Regions from separate parts of the Mus musculus genome. Here region 2 is linked to region 1. A link is a loop called in an ENCODE intact Hi-C map of the cell type or tissue named here. Cell type or tissue: left cerebral cortex. All regions are shown on one strand. Links, peaks and the distances in the headings refer to the core of each region. The heading gives the core; the rest is flanking DNA.

The links. Peaks named below come from ENCODE experiments on the same cell type or tissue, not always from the same donor. Only the 100,000 strongest peaks of a DNase experiment are listed, where the experiment ranks them.
Region 2: a loop joins it to region 1, with 4 times the contacts of the local background. A loop is called at or near these places in 31 of 42 quality-filtered maps.

Annotation. Positions count from the first base shown.
Region 1 is chr3:88,405,850-88,408,349 of GRCm38, forward strand. All of the region lies in intron 1 of Pmf1 (polyamine-modulated factor 1), which reads right to left. Among named protein-coding and RNA genes, the nearest start is that of Pmf1, 3.3 kb to the right of the region's middle. In left cerebral cortex, for the core only: a CTCF peak has its summit at 1,368 (motif pointing right); a DNase peak (open chromatin) is centred at 1,400; H3K27ac peaks cover 170 bases.
Region 2 is chr3:88,516,731-88,527,208 of GRCm38, forward strand. No RefSeq gene overlaps it. Among named protein-coding and RNA genes, the nearest start is that of Gm38618, 9.9 kb to the right of the region's middle. In left cerebral cortex, for the core only: a CTCF peak has its summit at 5,535 (motif pointing left); a DNase peak (open chromatin) is centred at 5,537.

The sequences.
Region 1 (2,500 bases), core at 1-2,500:
TTCAGCTATAAAACAAATGTGAAGCCAGTCTGCATTACATAGGAACACACTGTTTCAAAAAAAAACAAAACAGAATTAAAAAACAAATAAGTAAAAGGCTGTTTGTGGTATGCATGCCTTTAATCCCAGCATAGGTGGGGCGATCTTTAATTCGAGTCCAGCCAGGGCTACACAGTGAGACCCGTCTCAAAAAAATAAACACATGGAAATTCCTGAGGCCAGAGCTGGAGAGATGGCTCGGTGGTTAAGAGCATGGACTACTGTTCCAGAGGCCCTGAGTTCAAGTCCCAGCAACCACATGGTGGCTCACAGCCATCTGTAATGGGATGTGATGCCCTCTTCTGGTGTGTCTGAAGACAGCTACAGTGTACTCATACACATAAAATAAATAATTCCTTAGGGGAGGGAGGGAAGGAGGGAGAGTTAATTAATTACTGAGGTGAGCACAGTGTGGCTGATTTTAACCCAGCATATTTTCTCAGTCTGCATGTGTCATCTGAACTCACTGAAGCAGCGTTTCATTCCCTGCACAGAACACCCAGGGTAAGGACGAGACTGGAAGTCAGAGGTGGAGCTCATGCATGCAGCAACCGGGAAAGTGAAAACAAAAGGACTTGCTGTGAAGGAGCTAAAGTTTCACTTTACAGACATTTAACTTCAGAGGCTGGGGAGATGGCTCAGCCAGTAACATGCCTGCCATGTGCACATAAGACTGATACCCAGTGCCCATGTAAAAGCCAGGGCTACAGAGCTGGGCATGGTGGCAGATGCCACAGCACTTCAAAAGGCAGAAGAAGCCTCTACAATTCAAGGCCAGTCTGGTCCACATATTTAGCTCCAGGCTAGCCTGGGTGATATAAAAAGGGGAGGGTTGAGTGGGGTGGAGTGGGTGGCAGCAGATCTGGACTTGGTATCACACACCCACTGTAGAGAACAGAGAAAACTAGTCATCTGTCAACCTGGTTTTTGTTTGCATGTTTTTGGGTTTTTTGTTGTTGTTTTGAGACAAGGTCTATGTGAGCTTGGCTGTCCTGGAGTTTCCTATGTAGATGCCCAGTTACAGCCTATTGTTTTACACATACACCTAGAATGGTAGAAATGGCCCGGACAACAAACATGTAACACTCTTGGGCAGTGTCACAAGATACACAGGGCTAAGGGAGCAAAAGCAGTGTGTGGTGGTGCACTCCTGCAGTCCGGTATCAGGATGCAGAGGCAGGGGAAACACAGCGAGTTCTAGGCCAGCAGGGGCCAAATGAGAGATGGGTCTCAAAACCCCCAAACTTTTAGTACATAAAGCCAGGCTTGCTTTATGCTACCGTGCACAGCAGGCTTCATAAGTCACCAGTTCCACAGTTTGCTCACTAGAGGGCAGCAGTGACTGACAAAAGTAGCAAGGATCTGAAAGCAATAGCTCAAGCTGGATACAAAACACTCAGGCTGTCCAATGACACGTGCAGTTACAGCTGCCCTGGTCCCTTAGAAGGGATTCTCCAGCTGAAGATGCAGAGTAATGGCCTAGAATGCACCAAGCCATGGGTTCAGTCCTCAGAACTAAATAAATCCAGGCACAGTGGCACATATGTTGAAGACTGAAATAATCCCAGCATGGAGAAAGTGGAAGATTAGAAGTTCAGGGCCAGCCTGAGCGACACAAGACAAACACTAACCCACCAAACACAAACAACTTAGCGAGCTCTAGCAGCATGACACCATAGCAGGCCAACCTCGTTGACACAAATCCAAAGCACGACTCCAACTGAGGGAGGAGGCGGAAGCTGGGGAGGCGGCTCAGTCAGTATAGCATTTGCCACCTGAACATAAGGACTGAGCTTGGTACCCAGCACCCATGTAAAGTCCCAGGGCTCAGGAGGCAGAGCTGGGGGGATCCTTGGGAACTGATGGCCTGCTAGCCTAATCTAATGGTCAAGTCTCAGCTAGGGAGTGATCATGTTTCTAAAGGCTGAATGGGTAAAGGTAATTTCTGCCAAGCCCGGTGACCTGAGTTTGACCCCTGTGATTCACAAGGTAGAAAGAAATGACAGAGAAATGGTTGTGAAAGTTATCCTCCGACCTCCATACACACATAGGGAGATATAGACCAGACTTCAGGGAAATAAGCTTGGAATATTAAGGAGGTGGCTGCTCAAGGGCTATGTATTGTGTACATGGGCAAAGATGCAGTTGTCATGGGAACGGTTGGAAGACTGACTGGTACCTGGCCCTGTCCTAAGCATTCTAGGTGAGTTAGCTTATCAAGTCCTCACAGGATCCTTGTGATGACCATCCATTACCATCATCCCCAATACTCAGATGACCAAGAACTGGTAGACAGAAGCTTGTCCAAGGCCGCTCAGCTGGGATGTGATGAAGCCAGCTAGAATGTACACTCCACCATTCAGAGAAGGGAGAACCCAAGAATCTGAACTATAGAAGGGCCAAAGGGATTGAAGCAGAGACTAAGACCTGCACAGGTTGACTCAAAAGGACGGACTTGGGA
Region 2 (10,478 bases), core at 4,141-6,640, 120 kb after region 1:
TGAGCAATATAATTGCCTACTTTTATAGCAAGTCTTATTGCTGGCAAAACATCATCTCAGGGCAGCCTTGAGAAGTGAGCATAACACAGGGAGTATTCTCATTTTATAGAGGACTCTGAGTGAGTAGAGAGGGACCTGCTTGTGGCCAGGCAAGTAGTGATGAGCACTTGTCCCAACTGTAGGCAGGGGAGCTATGCCAGGCTTGGGGATCCTTCTAGACCATCCCATGTTTTCAACCTTCACTGATCGTCACAATTGCTTGAAGAGTGTTGGGGTGTGGGGATGAAATTCAGCTGATAGAGTAATGAAGCCCTGGCTTCAACTTCTGGCACCAAGTAAACTTTTTGTGGTGGTATATGTCTGTAACCCCAGCACTCACGAGGTGTGGGAAGATTAGGAGTTCAAAGTCATCTTCAGCTCCATAGAGGCCAACGTGGTGAGATCCTGTCTTTGGGAGGAAGAGGCTTTGAAGCGACCAAAGCAATGCTCAATGTAAAGTTCATGCTTACATGCTGGAGGCTCCATCCCTCACTGCACATGCATGCATGCATGCATGCACACACACATGCATGCACACACATACACACATACAAGCCCTCCAATGGTCAAGGGCTTGTATATTTTGGTTCAGTAATTAAGGTGAGGCTGGAGGACTTTACACAACATTCCTGTTTTTTGTTTGTTTGTTTGTTTGTTTTTAAAAAAGATTTATGCCGGACATGGTGATGCACACCTTTAATCCCAGCACTTGGGAGTCAGAGGCAGGCAGATTTCTGAGTTCCAGGCCAGCCTGGTCTACAGAGTGAGTTCCAGGACAGCCAGGGCTACACAGAGAAACCCTGTCTCAAAAAAAAAAAAAAAAAAAAAAAAAAAACAAAAGAAAAAAAAAGATTTATTTATTTTATGTATATGAGTATGCTGTCGCTGTACAGATGGTTGTGAGCCTTCATGTGGTTATTGGGAATTGAATTTAGAACCTCTGCTTGCTCTAGTCGGCCCTGCTCATCCTGGCCCAAAGATTTTATTATTACAAATATGTACACTTTTGCTGTCTTCAGACACGCCAGAAGTGGGTGTCAGATCTCATTACAGGTGGTTTTGAGCAGTCAGTCCTCTTACCCACTGAGCCATCTTGCCAGCCTGGTACACAACACTCAAGTTACCTGTCACTCTAAGATGAAAAGGTGGAGTGGGAAATTGTTAACAGCCCAGCTCCAGAACTTTCCCTGTGTGAGACCCTGTTGCAAATGATGTGCATTCACTTAGACCCCTACTCAGAAGGGACATCATCACCTCCATAGCTCAGGTGAGAAAAGGAACCACAGTAGGCTTAGTATCACACAACCAATCAAGAGCCTGGGCTTCGAATCTCACGCTCAACCTTCACCCCACAGCTATCAAACTCAAGAGACCGAGGTGGAACCGGACCAGAGCCTGGGCTCCTGAGCAGTCTGAGCCTGAGCAGTCAAGTCAGAGTGAATGTGAGTGAGTGAAATCAGAGAGTGGCCAGTCCAGGGGAAGGCCCTTGGCTCCAGCTCCAGGGCATCGTCGGTAGGACAGGCAGTGGGACCACCTCTCCTGGGGGCAGGCTTCTTCTTACCTCTATGTCTTCCTAAAGGGCCCTATCCAGGGGAGGAGGGCTGATTGTCACCTCTCACTGCTAATTGATGTAGCCTCCTAATTGCCCATCACAAGAAGTCCATTAGGCCCAATTAGGGAAGCCAGTATTAATTAGTGCTCACTTCCGCAGCCTCGGGGCACCCCTGAGGTCTGCAGGAACCTGCCACCCACTTCCCAGCCATCTCCAGGGAGGACTGACTACATAGAGCTCGGTGAAGTTCATATACCTTTGGACTCTAAAAGGATACTTGGTTCACCTTTGTACTCATGAAAGGAGTCTTCTGGCTCACTAGGGGAGACCTGCCCTCCATGACAGCCCTCCAGCTTTCAAGTACTTGCTCCCATCAAGAATCTAGTTCATAGCGGGCAGTGGTGGTGCACACCTTTAATCCTAGCACTTGGGAGGCAGAGGCAGTTGGATTTCTGAGTTTGAGGCCAGCCTGGTCTACAGAGTGAGTTCCGGGACAGCCAGGGCTACACAGAGAAACCCTGTCTTGAAAAACCAAAAAAAAAAAAAGAATCTAGTTCATTTCCCACTAACTTTCTATGACCTTGGCATTTTTGTTCTGTCTTTATAGGCCCCAGTTGCCATTAAATAAACAAACAAAAAACCAAGTAATGGGGCTGGAGAGATGGCTCAGCGGTTAAGAGCGCCAACTGCTCTTCCAAAGGTCCGGAGTTCAAATCCCAGCAGCCACATGGTGGCTCACAACCATCCATAAAGAAATCTGATGCCCTCTTCTGGAGTGTCTGAAGACAGCTACAGTGTACTTACATATAATAAATAAATAGATAGATAGATAGATAGATAGATAGATAGATAGATAGATAGATAGATAATTTTTAAAAAACAACTAATATCAAAACCATTTCAGAGGTAGAAGCAAAGGGATTGCTGTAAGTTTGAGACCAGCCTAGTCTACCTAATAGACCATCCAAGGCTATAGAGTGAGCCCCTAAACAAGGGGCCAGGTAGGATTGGTGACCTGAGATCCAACCAGAACCCATATGGGGGAAGAACAGCAACTGCACAGAGCTACCTTCTGGCATCCACACCTGCACTGGAGCATGCCCCTATCATGTACTAACACACAATAATGATAAAGTGAAACAAAGATTTAAACCAGGTTCATGCTTGTAATCCCAGCACTCAGGAGCCTGAGGCAAGAGGACCACGGGAAGGTTCACACACAGGCAGACAGACAGACAGGCACACACACACACACACACACACACACACACACACACACACACACACTGTGATGGTTTGTATGTGCTTGGCCCTGGGAGTGGCACCATTAGGGGATGTGTCCTTGGAGTAGGTGTGTCACTGTGGGTGTGGACTATAAGACCCTCACCCTAGCTGCATGGAAGTCAGCCTTCAGATGAAAGTGTAGAACTCTCAGCTCCTCCTGCACCATGCCTGCCTAGTTGCTGCCATACTGCCACCTTGATGATAATGGACTGGACCTCTGAACCTGAAAGCCAGCCGCAATTAAATGTTGTCCTTTATAAGACTTGCCTTGGTCATGGTGTCTGTTCACAGCAGTAAAACCCTAACCAAGAACCAAGACACACACACACACGGGAGACAGACAGAAAGCTCAGCAGATTAAGGCACAGGATGCCAAACCTTATGGCCTGAGTCTGACCCCTGGAACCCCCTGAGACCCACATGGTGGAAGGAGAGAACTGACTCCAACAGATTGTGCCCCGACCTCCACACATGCACTGAGGTATGTGTCCCTCCAAGCCACAGAACAAATCCAGGAGCTAATGCCACACTGTCTCCCAGCTGATATGTGTGTACCTACGGTTACCAGTTCTCCTGCAGGGGAAGAGAGACAGAGAGGCTCACCTTCTCTCCTTCAAGATCTGGGGTAGGATGGGGATACCCCATTTGTTCTGAAACAATGAGGCCTCTACTGCTGAACAAGAATGAAACTATTCTGATAACCACTCGGGGAGCCTGAGAACCCCCAGGTCCTGTTGAGTGCTGGGAGGTTGGTGAGCCTGCAGATAGGATGCCCCCTCTCCCTACCATTCACAGGGGATTTTGGATGGAGCAGAATTGATTGAGGTTTGCTGTCTTGGGATGGTTTACAGCAGTTTCTAGCCTATATCAGACCAAGAAGTTTGCCTCCATCAAGATCATTCTCATGTGTAGGCCAGAGAACAACTCTATGGGATTGATTTTCTCCTTCCAGCTCTATGTGGCTTTAGGGTTGGGACTCAGGCCTCCATTCCTGGCAAGTGCCTTTACCCTCTAAGCCGCCTTGCTGCCCCCTTTTGTTTTGTTTTAATGTGGATTGCTGTCTTGCCTGCATATGCCTATGCTACCTGTGTGAACGTTCTAAGCCATCAAATCTTGTGGGTACTGGGCATTGAACCTGGGTCTTTTGGAAGAGCTTTAGTGCTCTTAGCCGCTAAGCATCCCTCCAGCCCCTTCATTTACTTATTTCAATCTGATGTTAGAGATAGTTTGTTCAGTACATCTCCTTAAAGAAACTTTATTGACTTCGTATGTATGTTTTGCCTGCATTTATCTGTATGCACCACATTTGCCTGGCCACCTCTGAACCCTCTTGATTTTATTTGTTCTTCTTTAAGCTTTGTTTTTATGTGCATTGGAGTTCTGTCTGCGTGTCTATGTGACAATATCAGATCCTCTGGATCTAGAGTTACAAACAGTTGTGAGCTGCCATGTGGCTGCTGGGAATTGAACTACAGTTTGATTGTTTTTCAAGACAGGGTTTCTCTGTGTGGCTCTGGCTGTCCTGGAACTCACTCTGTAGACCAGGCTGGCTTGGAACTCACAAAGATCCCTCTGCCTCCTAAGTGCTGGGATCAAAGGTGTTCGCCACCGCCACCAAGCTCCTAATTTTTCTTTAAATAACAATTTCCAGTCTGGTTCTCTTATTTTGCAGGTCTGCCAAATGGGGTTCCCCAAAGGGACCCTGCCAGTGGGGCTGCGAGCTGTGGCGTCCCCTCCCTGTGCCCGTCCAGCTCTTGGCCATCCTCTCAACAGCCAAGCCTGTCCATCCTTGTCTGCTTTCTTTGGAACAATGTCCTGGACTCTAATCTTTACCATTCATGCCCCCACTGTGCAGTATGGCCAGCGTGATAGTTTCTCTCCTGTCCAGTGAGACTGTAATTCTATTTTTAATTAATTAGCTAATTAATTAGGTTTTTAAAGACAGCCCTGGCTGTCCTTGAACTTGCTCTGTAGACCAGACTGACCTCAAACTCAAGAGATCCACCTGCCTCTGTCTCCTGAGTGCTGGAATCAAAAATATTCATCGGCATGCCTGACTGGAGACAGTAATTCTTAAAGGTGGTGAACCAACCATGGGCGTGGAGTGCAGAGCGCTAGGCCTCTGCCCTGCCTCAGTTCCTCCAACCTTCAGTTCCTTTCCTAGTAACAAGCCTGGGACCAGGGTAGGGAAGGATGCAGGAGCCACAGGGTATCCGGTCCCCAGCACCAGGTCCCTCCACAGCCTTCCTTTCCTGTGGTGAGTCACTGTGCATGGGCACTAGAGACCCAGGAGTCCCCCACTTACCACAAACAATACTGCTGCCATGGAAACGGGGCCTCCCCTTTCCTCTTTCGATGACTGATTTCACCACATCATGTCCCACAAAGTGTCTGTTTCCTAGATCTCAGCTTTTGACTCACAGATTGACTTAAAGTGTCGTCTCTCATTTCATATCCCCAAGAGAGCTAACGATTCCCTTTGGGGCTCTCAAGGTCTGTGCCCTTTACTCCCCACGATGACATCTTTCTCTAGCACCACCCAGTCTCTTGGGCACCTCATTGCTGCTCTCAGGACTCCATCTTCCCAGAGCAAGCCGAGAACCTGCAGTGTGGGAAACAGCCTAAAGGAGTTGGCTGGGGAAAGACTGAGAAGCTGGCGCCATCTGCTGGCAGGGCTAGAGAAGTGCCACCTTCTTAGCCGGTCTCAGGGAGTCACCCCCAGTTGGTTCACTAGTCCATTCATTCACAGAACAGTGAGCATTCTCCTTGAAGAAGTGGGGATCTCTTCCTAAGGGGATGAGAGAAGGGAGGACAGAGACCCAGTCCCTTGCCCATTGAGGGTCTCCACCTCTCTCTCTCTCTCTCTCTGGCAGCTCATGCCTGTAGTGCCAGCGTTTAGAAAGCTGCAGCAGAAGGTTCCCTGTGAGTTTGACGCCAGCCTGGGCTACAGAATAAGATCCAGTCTCAACAAAAAAACAAAACAAATACCAACATTTATTAGGCACTTTATTTTATTTTATTTTTTGAGTCAAAGTCTTGCTATAGCCTTATCTGTCCTGGAACTCACCATGTAGACCAGATTAGATTACCCTGGAACTCACAGAGATCTGCCTGCCTCTGCCTCCTGAGTGCTAAGGTCAAAGGCGTGTGCCACCATGGCTCACTTATTAAACACTTTCTGGGCATTCAATATCATCAGTACTTTCCATGTTGCTTCTCAGTGGCCACAAAAATCCCCCATAGTAACTGCTATTATCTTTATTCCAGAGACACGGAACTCAGGCTCGGAGATCAGGGAAGGGTTCATCTGTAATGAACAGTATCCGACACCTATAAGCCTCCACTTGAACAGCCAGGCAGAGAGGAAGAAGGAAAAAAACAGTGGGCTGTGTGGACCAAGGAAGGGTAGGTGAGGAAGAAACCTTAGGAATTGAATGAGGCATTCTGAGGGAAGGGTGACTAACATCGCAGGGTCAGAGGTCAAAGGAGTCAAACGTACTTACCAGGGTAGGCAGGTAGGTAACAGAACTACAGAATCCCAAGTTGTTACTCAATACCTGCATGCCTAGCTTTGAACACCAGGACTTGAGCCAACCAACAGGTTTTAAGTAGTCTGTGAATGCTGCCAGAGATATGTACAGTCAACTACCTGGATGAGCGTCCAAGCGGTTTGACTTGGGCCAACTTCTGGAATTGTGTGCAGGAAGCAACCTGACATGTAACCCTCGGGCTTCCGGGGAAACTGCAGCTCAGGGACCAGAACAGAATGCAGGACCTAGAAATTATCCAGAGTCGGTCTCCAGCTGGAGCCACATCACTCGGGGTGCTGAGTTTGAGATTCATAGCTTGTGCGTGCTAGTGACAGCCCATTGCTCACTCTGTAGTCAGTCATGGGGAGAGGATTTATCTTGGGAACTGGCAATTGCTACAAAAGCAGGGCTCCTTTCCTTCCTGGTTGCTAAACACTTGTCCGAATACCACACTTCAGAACACCAGGGGCTGTCTCACATTCCTCTTGTCTTCGTTTCACAGAAGAGAAAACGAAGGTCCAGGGCTCCTGGCCAGCCACAGCTATGCAGTGAGGCCATCTCCAAAACAAAGAGTGCTTGCTGCTCCAACTTGAGGACCTGAGTTCAGGGTTCCAGCACACGTCAAAAGCACGCATGCCCTTAACTTCAGTGCCGTGTGAGCAGAAACAGGAAGATCACTGGCGCGTGCTGGCTGCCAGCCTAGCTCAGGGCCAGGAAGAACCCGTCTCAAGGAAATAAGGTGGTCATGGAGCAGGACAGCAGGACACTGGATGTCTTCTTCTGGCTCTCATGTTGTGCGTATGTGGACGAGAGTTCTCTCTCTCTCTCTCACACACACACACACACACACACAGCCAAAGGATAGATACTTGTTCAGGATCACACGACCTTTTATACTTCTTCTATTCCTTGACTCAACACATGTGTTAGCACCTGCTGTGTGCCAGACTTTAGAGTCACCCGGGTGATGTCCCATGACAGCTTTTACACTACTGTGCCATGGAGAGGTGCCAGAGTGCCTATATTCATTCCAGAGTAGAGGTCTGTAAGGGAAAGCCAGCCAGGCAGTTTGTTTAAGCACCTGTCAGGGCTAAGGGAAAGGGTGTGCTGAGTTCTCTTTTGAGTCATTAGCCAGAGGAGCACCATGAACGGTGAACGGCATTCGTATAGTCTCGGAGCTCCAGACTGGGTGCTGGAGAGCAGAGGAGCCTAGTGATGCTACATGCAGACAGCCCCCTCTCGGGGCTGAGGGCTGAGTGGGGGAAGGTGTGGTGGGAAGCAGCCCCTGGACAGCCAGAAGTTGGTATGTGACGGGATGTGCAAGGAAGGATGAATGCGTCCAGCTGCTGGTCAGCAAGTGTCTCACTACCAGATGCTGGGAAGGCAGAGCACGACACCCAATCCTTAAGGAGTTTTTAAGAACACTGGGGTCACAAATGGAAGCAGTTACTGTACAGAGTGGCAAAATGGTAAGGGACATCCAAAAGGGACAGGGGAGGTTTCCAGGAGCTGTCATCCAGGGCAAGTTCCATCCTGCTAAATGAACAAGCATTATCCAAGGAAATGGTGGCAAGGAGGAGAGGACCAGGTGGTCCAGCTGGACACGTGGACAGGGACCAGGCCACAAAGGACATTCTAACCACATGACAGGGAGCCGGATACATAAAAGGCCACAGAGAACATTCGAGCAGCATCTTAGGGTTTTTAAAAGATATTTTTGACAGGGTCTCATGTAGTCCAAACTGTTTTCAAGTTTGGTATATAGATGTAACTACCATGACACTCCCGATCCTCCTGCCTCCCCTTGTCAAATGCTGGGATCACAGGTTACCCTACCAGGCCTGGCAGAATTTTTTTCAATTTAAAATTATTTATTTTTGCCTGGATGTATGCCTGTGTGACACACGTGTGCCTGATGCCCACAGAGACCAGAAGAGGGCACTGGATCCTCTGAGCCAGCACCTGGGTGCTGGGAACTGAACCCAGCTCTTCTGGAAGAGCAGCCCGTCCTCCTAACCAGAGCCAGCCCTCCAGCCAGGCAGGGAGTATTGTGAGGTTTAATTGAGAGGCTTTGTTGAAGCACTGGGTGCAAGTTACAGGAAGGGCAGAAATCCCAGATGGCCCCGTTTTCAGGCTTGAGCAACCAGGTGAGTGGTGATGTCATTTACCGGAAGTAAGGGAAGCTGGGATGGTGAATCTTTTTGGAGTCAGAGCCACAATTAAAAAGCCAGGGTTCTTGAGTCCTGAGCTAGCGCCTGTTACTCCATATGTCTGCTGGAAGAAGGGTCAAGGATTTCAGACACAGAAAGGAGGATGTTGGGAAGGAAAGAACAAAAAGATAAAACAAGGTAATGGTACTCCAGCAGCTAGAGACAACTACCCTGCTGCTGCTGCTGCTGCTGCTGCTGCTGCTGCTTTCCTGGTACCCAGACACCACCCTTTCTCAGGCAGGTGTGGTGAGACACGCTAGCAATCTCAACATTTGGGAGGCCAGAACTGGAAGACCAGGATTTTGATGTCCTCTTTAGCAATATAGCAAGTTCAAGGCCAAGAATGGGGCTACAAGAGAACCTCTCAAAATAAAACAAGAGCTGGAGTGGTGGCATAGTCTCTAACCCCAGCAGTCAGATCTGAGCTGGAGGCCAGCCTGTTTGGTCTACATAGTGAGTTCCAGGCCAGCCAGGACTACACAGTAAGAGGCTGTCCCTAAAATAGGGAGCCCCCCACCCCTCCCAAAATAAAACAATCCCAACTCCTCCTGCCTCCATCCCCATTCCCCGCTTTATTGTCTTCATAGTGACTGTCACTAGCCTCAAGGACACCACCGACTTATTTATACTCCCTACCCCAATAGAACACTGGCTCCCCCCACCCCCCCCCAGTGCCTAGAGCAATGTGCACAACAAATCTTCAATCAATGGTCACCGGATGAAAACTTTTACATCTTTATTAGGTAATTATTATTTCCATGCAGACACAGCCAGCTGCACACAATGCTTGTATCCTTAACAATTTCCCTAAACAGTATCTCTAAGGGACTCAGGAAGGCACAGGACAGGAAGGCAGAGTATGCTGTTTGGGGAGGGGGGCTCTATTTTGGGTTTCCATTCTGAATCTGGAATAGACTGGTATCAAGATTTCCTGTCTTCCACGTGTTAGATGCCATGCCAAAAACCGGAGGGCCGGCTGGGTGCCTGAACTGTGCAGGGCTGAGCATGGAGCACCGGGTCCACAAGGAGTCAGACTTGAGCCCTGGCCCTCCAGACCAATGGGAGGCAAAGGAGTCCTGCGGCGCCACCTGGTGGCCACACGTACCCATTGCTCTCCAGAATGCCTAACTCGCAAGCCTCCCTAGTTACTTCCCACACAACCTCCAGAAACACTCCCAAGTCTCTCCCTTCCCACGAACCTTATTTCTTTTTTAATGATGCCAACGGACCCACCTCAGCCAGGAAGCCTCCCCAAACTACTCACCCCTTGGAAGTCTCCAAGCCCTTAATGTCACTGCCCACCTCTGGGGAACCAGGAGTGTCTCTCTCTCTCTCTCTCTCTCTCTCTCTCTCTCTCTCTCTCTCTCTCTGTGCAGTTTCCACTTAGCAGCTGTGTAACCTGGGAAAATTATTTAACATCACTGAGCCTCAGGTTTCTTATGTCAAGAACTGGTAGAAATTACATTTCCATGGAATTATGAAGATTGAATCATTCGAAAGGTCAGGTGAGATGGCTCAACAGATAAAGGTGCTTGCTGCCAAGCCGGAGGCCTTGAGTTCCCTAGAACCTTCATGATAGAGGGAGAGAACCTCTAGGCTAGACAGAGTTGGCTCAGCAGTTAAGAGCACCGACTGGACGGGCAGTGGTGGTGCACACCTTTAATCCCAGCGCTTGGGAGGCAGAGGCAGGTGGACAGCCAGGGCTATACAGAGACACCCCGTCTCAGGGAAAAATACAAAAAAAAAAAAAAAAAGAACACCAACTGTTCTTCCAGCGGACCTGGCTTCAATTCCCAGCTCCCACATGGCAGCTCACAACTGTCTTGTAATTTTAGTTCCAGAGCATCTGACAACCCTTACACA